Regions from separate parts of the Homo sapiens genome. Here regions 1 and 3 are each linked to region 2. The links are chromatin loops, found by intact Hi-C in ENCODE. Cell type or tissue: endothelial cell of umbilical vein. All regions are shown on one strand.

The links. Hi-C counts contacts between places; a loop is a spot of excess contacts. Peaks named below come from ENCODE experiments on the same cell type or tissue, not always from the same donor. Only the 100,000 strongest peaks of a DNase experiment are listed, where the experiment ranks them.
Region 1: it touches region 2 in a loop (3-fold over the local background); 35 of 110 quality-filtered maps call a loop at or near these places.
Region 3: a loop joins it to region 2, with 3 times the contacts of the local background. A loop is called at or near these places in 8 of 110 quality-filtered maps.

What each region holds. Positions count from the first base shown.
Region 1 is chr7:116,270,718-116,273,217 of GRCh38, forward strand. No RefSeq gene overlaps it. Among named protein-coding and RNA genes, the nearest start is that of TES, 61 kb to the left of the region's middle. In endothelial cell of umbilical vein, no CTCF peak of the experiment used is centred here; a DNase peak (open chromatin) is centred at 1,494; H3K27ac peaks cover 2,135 bases.
Region 2 is chr7:116,326,947-116,329,446 of GRCh38, forward strand. The region is part of intron 6 of LOC105375463 (a long non-coding RNA gene); the gene reads left to right. Among named protein-coding and RNA genes, the nearest start is that of TES, 120 kb to the left of the region's middle. RefSeq lists an enhancer at 909-1,203. In endothelial cell of umbilical vein, no CTCF peak of the experiment used is centred here; DNase peaks (open chromatin) are centred at 455 and 1,065; H3K4me3 peaks cover 957 bases; H3K27ac peaks cover 2,322 bases.
Region 3 is chr7:116,257,569-116,260,068 of GRCh38, forward strand. It overlaps TES (testin LIM domain protein), which reads left to right. Exons shown (of 7, transcript NM_015641.4): 7 at 1-1,215. Among named protein-coding and RNA genes, the nearest start is that of TES, 48 kb to the left of the region's middle. In endothelial cell of umbilical vein, a CTCF peak has its summit at 1,294 (motif pointing right); a DNase peak (open chromatin) is centred at 1,333; H3K27ac peaks cover 1,148 bases.

The DNA.
Region 1 (2,500 bases), 56 kb before region 2:
GGGCAAGTATTATCATATGAGAGTAAATTTACTGGAAAACTTTTAAAGATAAAGTTTATTCTTACTCTGTTCTATTTAAAATTTTCTTAGCATTATTTCAAAAAGTGGCTCTAGTCAATGTTATATCTACTTTATACATACAAACTCAGTTAATCCTCACAACGACCCTTCGAGGTAGGTACTTTATCATTTTACAGATAGAATAACTGAGGGCAGTAGAATTATTATGATTATGTAATTTGGAAAGCCACCAAGCTAAGAAGTAAAAGACCTGGAATTCACACCCTGACAATCAAGGCCTAAAGTGTGAATTTGTGTTCACCATGACATACTTAATACTGAATGTATATCTTCTTCCCTTTCATATGAACTATGTCAGGTCACGATGTCAGCACCACATAGAAATAGTTTTCTTTTGCTTGCTTGCCCTTTCACAGAGATTTCTTCCATGTGCCTTTGCAGCTTCCAAAAGCTGTAGCCTGTTCTTTGAGAAAGCTCTTCTCTCCTTAAGGAGTTGCTCCACATCGGATTGATTCTGGGCCATGCATCATGTCAGCTTGCAAAAGACAAAACCCTTTCTGTTTCTAAAGAAATTTCTCATATTTTGAAATGAAAGCAAGAATTGCTCTGCCGAGGTGCCAAGGGCAACATACTTCCATTACGAAGTGTTTCTAACAAAATGTTTTGGAGATTTTAAAGGGGCAGCTTTCTAAATATCCCAGGCATCTGCAAACAACCAGACATGCAGGCCCGCTTTTCAGCCCAAACATTGTTTCTGGGTTGTATCATTTTTTTTTCCTGAAAGTCAGCACAGCTGTTGCAATGCCCCTTTATCAATTGTCCAATGATCCCAACAATTTTTTTTCCAAGAGTGAATAATCAAAATGGTATTACAGGTCTTTGATTTTGAAATATATGCACTGTTAATATAATTTTGGCCTTCTTTAGCAGAATTTCAAAGGGGAACCAAAGGTTTATATTTATAAAGTTTATAATCATTCCACAAAGTTCAAGACATTTGGCAGTGCTTGGGAAACTTAAAAACAGTAATAAAAGGTTACTGCGAGGAATTCAAAGCTGCCTTGTATGGTAATGCTGATTCAAGCCACCACATACTGCAGCATTAGAAGTTTAGCTGTGATTTGGGGGTTGGATCAGAACTATGCAGCTGTAGAGATATTTAAATGGCTTACCCATTAACAACAAAGAAAGCACTTTGGAAAATTTACAATTAATATCTCCGCTTTGAAAACACATTAGGAGTATGCGGGGGGAGAAAATCATGCATTCTTAGCCTGATTTACTAAGCATCTATCAGCCTCCTTGACTGTTCTCAAGCACCAACCTTGCCTTGCAATTGTAAACTGTGCACTTTTGCCAACCTGGAATGCACACTCTGTCCCTGCCCAGCTCCAGATCATTCTGCATCTGTGCTTGCTCAAACTCTGGTAACCCAAGCTCTTCATTTGTTGGCAGCTGGTAAAAGGGGTTTCCTTATGAGTCACAGTGTGGAGGGAGGCTGAGTAATATACCCTATCCTGTGCTACAATCTGTATGGAATGTATTTGAAATAAAACTAAACTTAGAGTTTAGTTCGACATCTGATTTCAAACACATTCTTGAAAAATTGGAGTGCAATAGGGAAAAAATCACCATGTCTCTCCTGCTACGGAAAGCTTACTCCCCTACAACTGTCTCCAAAGGGACAGAAACTAAATTGCACTCATTCAGGCTCTGAGGTCTCTGATGAGGAAAGAGTCCACAGCTTGGCTTTTTTAGATGATCCTGCTTTCCTGTTATGGCAATGAAGTAGCTAGTCCCATGGCGAAGGAAAGTGGGAAAATGAAGTTGACAATGCACAAGTGTCACAGGCTAAGGCTTTTGTCAATGTTGTTTAACAAATGTAAGCATCTGACAGATCACATCTTTAACTGAAAGAAGGTAAAGAATATTACAAGACAAAGTGTGTTTACAAAAGTCATAGATGATGCAAGAACACTGTTTATCACCATATATTCACCTGTTTACAGTAAGTTCAGGAAAATGGGTTTTCTTACTATTAAATGCAGTAACATGCATTTATCTAGAAAAATAAATTAAGACTATCAAGGTCTAAATATAATTTCAAAAAAACTAGACACACTGTACTAACCAAATATTATATTTTTTTCTTTTTAAATATCATTAGATACCCAAATATCTGAAATGAAAAAAAGATTAGTGACGACATACTGAATGAACGGAAAAACTGGAAAATTTGTGGCTAGAAATTTAGAATTATACTATAAGCTAGATGTATCAAACTCACATATTCTTCCAAATTAGAGAATTAGTTATGCTTCAGAAATATAAAATACATATATGCCAGAAAGTTTGCTCTGTTTACTAAGCAATAAAATAATCATATCTTCTTAATTAATGAATCTTATAAAGTAAATGAAATGGAAATATGTCTGTTACCTGCTGCTTTTGACTAATATTCAAATAAAATAATCAAGTT
Region 2 (2,500 bases):
ATGATAATGGCCTCCAGCTCCATCCATGTTGCTGCAAAGGACATGTTCTCATTATTTTTTTATGACTGCGTAGTATTTCATGGTGTATATGTACCACATTTTCTTTATCCAGTCTACTGTTGATGGGCATTTAGGTTGATTTCATGTCTTTGCTATTGTGAATAGTGCTGCAACGAACATACGTGTGCATGTCACTTTATGATAGAATGATTTATATTCCTTTGGGTGTATACGCAGTAATGAGACTGCTGGGTCAAGTGGTAATTCTTCTTTGAGTTCTTTAAGAAATCTCCAGACTGCTTTCCACAATGGCTGAACTAACTTACATTCCAACCAGCAGTGTATAAGCGTCCCTTTCCTCCGCAGCCTCGCCAGCATCTGTTATTTTTTGACTTTTTAATAATGGCCTGAATGACACATTTGAATTAATTAGTTTGACAAGAGTTTTAAAATATCAAACACACTTTCCCACAGTGTTCATTTTGTTTATATTTGCTTATCTCAGTAAATTGTTAACATGTAGAAATGAAAGCTTAAATGTATAATGAGCCATATCTCTGCATTTATTCAAAGACTTTAGGGGTCAAATTTGCTTATTAAACTGTGTGACAACCAGTTCTGTTTTTGAAATGTTTAAAATTTATCTTAATGTCCACTTTAGGTTCTAAATAATTGAGATAGGCTATCTATAAACCCTGCATTCACCAGATAATGGCCTCAGTATATCCTGCACTTGGCCAGGAATTGACATTCAGTCTATAATTATTTACTTACGGAAGATTTATGTTTTATAAGTAAAAACAGAGAGTATTGGTTTTAGAAATATATGATGTAGTTAAGAAAATCCAAGAAAAGCATTAATTAATAATAGAAAAAATCACTCACAGTTATTGAAAGCATCCCGCATGATGGGCGCTGTGCTGCAATCTACGTTCATGCTCTCATTTACTCCCCTCAGCAATTCTCTCTGGTGGTGGCCACTATGATTCTATTTTACAGACCAGGAAGTTGAGTCATTACAGGGGGCAAGTGACTTGCTGAACGGTACACAGCTGGGAAGTGGTGTGGCTGGAATTTGAGGTCATGCTTTCCATAGTCATAGTACACGACCGCTCAAGCAGGCTAGCATATGGATGGAAGGAAGAGAATGCTTCCTTTTCATACCAATGTCTTTATGTATGAAAAGCAAAGTTATGTTGATCGTATTAGGAATCAGGGTGAGTAATTTCTATTTTACCATGGAAATGATGAATTAACAAATTATTTTAATGTAGCAAAATTCCTCTACTGAAAGAATTAGACAAAACTCCACCATATATTCACTGTGCATTTGGAAGGAGGAGGCCAGAAACTGAAAACTCCAAAAGCAATTTTATGAGGCAGACAGAATTCCTTTGGGACTTCATATTAAGCTATTTTCAGTAGGGAGTACAAATATTTTGTTGAAAATGCTAAGAAACGCCTTTAAAACATTTCCTAATAGGGTCATAGTGGCTTGTTGTAAAGAACAGAAACCAATTTGCCCCATGCCTGACATATTGTTCAGTATTTACTATTAATTTTGTTCTAACAAAAGCCTACCTCAGATCAATAAATATAAATGTTGTAAAAAATAAATTTGATAAAGATTACATTTTTTCATTTGATGTAAAAGTACTTTTCACACTTTTTGGTAATTCATTAGGATGGTGATTTCATTTTAAGATTAGCTTTCCCTTTCCTTTTGTGTTACCTGTATTGAAAACTGGCTATTACCATATGTACTTCTTTACATTTTCTGCAGCATGTAATTAAGAGCTAAACTTATATATTTGTTGCCCTTTTTCACCTAATGAAGATAATTCCAAGGTTTGTAGAGAGAAATAAGAAACCATTCAAACCACTTGTGTTATTTTGTTTGTTGCTTTGTTTTTGAGACGGAGTCTCACTCTGTCACCCAGGCTGGAGAATAGTGGCGCAACCTTGGCTCACTGCAACCACTGCCTCCCAGGTTCAAGCGATTCTCCTGCCTCAGCCTCCTAAGTAGCTGGGACTTCAGGAGCCCACTGTCACACCTAGCTAATTTTTGTATTTTTAGTAGAGACAGAGTTTCACCATGTTGGCCAGGCTGGTCTCGAACTCCCGACCTTAGGTGATCTGCCCGCCTCGGCCTCCCAAAGTGCTGGGATTACAGGCATGAGCCACCACACCCAGCCACATTCAAACCACTTCTGAGGACTCTCCTATACTCTGGGTACTTAACTATGAAGTCTAAAGTTGTGGGATGTATAAACCAGCTATAAAGCTAGACAGGCTGACTCTAAAGCAAAGGGTAACATTCTCCACCTTCTGTTTTCTCTGGCTGTCCTTCCCTCTGGAGTGTCCTCCTTATACCTATAGGGATGTCTAGTGTCTGCTATCACAATTTGCTAATTGAATAGGCTCGATATCAGTCATTTCCACCTTAGTGAAAATTAAAACTGCTGTGTATTCTCTCCCTCCCTAAAGTAATTTTATTTTA
Region 3 (2,500 bases), 69 kb before region 2:
GCAAAAAAAGAAACTGTAAAGGAAACCAAGAGATTTTGTTTAATTTTTTTGGCCATTTTTTCTTCATCAATTTTTTTTCGGTCTCAACTTTTAAACTTGGTTTAAGCATTTGATTTGTAAAACAGTAAATAATTGTATCTTTCCATAGCTTTTCAAATGTGAAATCATTTTTGGAAGCTTGGATCTCATTAAACTTCATGTCTCTATTCCATTTGTGCCACACACTTAAAAGTTAGTGTACTGAATGGAAAGATGAGCATTCCTAGTTCTACACTTCTTTTTTCCCCCTCATGTGTAAAATGAAAAGAAAACTAAATTTGCCCTAATACCAAGGCGCTACGTTTATTGCCTCGTCTTATTCACTGACCTTTGTAATGATACACAGTGAATTCTTTTTGACAAAGAGAAATGCAGTGTAGTATGCAGAGCTGCTGTTTTAATGCCTATGCATTTACTCTTTCCTGATTTAGGCAGAGGTGGCATTTTCTTTATTGCATTTCTCTATTTTTTTAATGTACCCTACCTTCAGTATTCTCTTTGTAAGTTGGTGACTTGCATCTGTGGCCTTGAATATTTTATTATCACATGTGGCATAACAGTATCCACACTTTTTAGTTCTTTATTTTTTTTTTTTTATTTTGAGCAATTCTCCTGCCTCAGCCTCCCAAATAGCTGGGATTACAGGTGCATGCCACCACACCCAGCTAATTTTTGTATTTTTAGTAGAGACAGGTTTTCACCATGTTAGCCAGGCTGGTCTCAAACTCCTGACCTCAGATGATCCGCCTGCCTTGGCCTCCCAAAGTGCTGGGATTACAGGTGTGGGAGCCACCATGCCTGACCCACACACTTTTTACTTGTATAGATGATTTTTGGCTTGGACATAAAAGCCAAGCCACCCATTTGCTTTTAATCCAAAGAACATGTATAGTTTTTGTACCCAGAGACTATGATTTATATTGATTGCACTTGCCTGCCATGATTTAGATAAGATTTTTTTTGCATGGTTTTTATTCTTTCCTAATGGATCCTGTTTTATAATACTTCCAAGCCTGTCCATGGATATATCAAATGTCTTCACTTGTATATTTTCATGGCTAGGTATTTCTAATGTTTATTCTTCCCTGTGTACTTCTACACATAGCTATGCACTATGAAAATTAAATGGAATGAATGATATGTATATTACTCAAAATAAAGTTTCTTTCACTTTAATAATCATTGTATCTTTTTATTCATATCCTTTTTTGAGTGAAAAATGCTTCTGCAACTAAGCATGTGTTACAGCAGGGGGCGATGTCTCCAAGGATAAAAATTACCCAAACGAAAATAAAAGTCTGCCTCTGACAGGACAGCACAGAATCTAGATGTTTCATTATGGAGAAAAGATAAGGTTTATGAAACTTTCAAATCAGGACTTTTAAGTTTGGTCATGCAAGAGTTTTTTTCTTTTTCAAAGAAAGGGAAAGTAATTTTAATTAAAATTTGGGAGAGCTTATTTTCTATTCAGTTGGATCTAACAAGCCTTTTATACTTGGGTTTCAACTCTGGTTTCTTTATATGTAAAAAATATTAAAAGAAGAATTTTTTCATGGAAACTTATCGTGAGACAGAAAGCAAATGGGGAATAGTGGTAGACTCATGCTTCCTAATGTTAGCAGGCCATAATACTTTCTCCCTCAGTCTACAATTATTTCTGTCATAGTGGGAGTTGCAGTTTTCTCTGATACATACCCAGAATAACTTGACTTTTTTTTTTTTCCAGCTCCTGTTTGGCCAATAGTACTTCTCTTTACATTCCACCTCTCCACTCCCCACCACCACACACACATGCACATGTGCATACCAAGCATACAAATTTACTCCTTCTGCACTATGCCTTCAACCATGCAAAAGTAACTTTTGGAGCTTGGATACGTGTCACCTTATCTAAAGTAATCTAATTCTGCATATAATTTTAGAAGCTAATATCACAAGTATCATTACTGTCTATAAAGATCGCTTTATGGTTGCTCATATCTTTATCTTAAATGGCAACAAATATATTTTCCACAGCATATTGTCCACAAAGTTGTACAACTTAACTTTTCCCAGACATGGCTAAGTGAGAATAAACTGAAACAGAACCCATCTGCTACTAACACGGCCAATCCCTTAGGAAATCTGGATTGCTCTTGAGACATACTAGCCTTCATATTTGTTGCATGGTACCTACATATCTCCCTTTCCTCCTTCCTTTTTTTTTTTTTTTTTTTTTTTGAGGTGGGGGGGGCGGCAAATGAGTTAGGGATTATTCTTTCTTTTCATTGACTAGCTGAAACTTCTATTACTGAAGTCTTCAAGCATAGATTTCCAAATTTGACTTTGAAGTATTTCAGCCCAATTTCACCAAAGGCAAGGGATTCATCACTGATTCATTCTCAAGGAATTTCCAACACATAGCGTTTAAGCTTATACAACTTCACCGTAGTTACCAAAGAGACACCAACACCCAAGATCA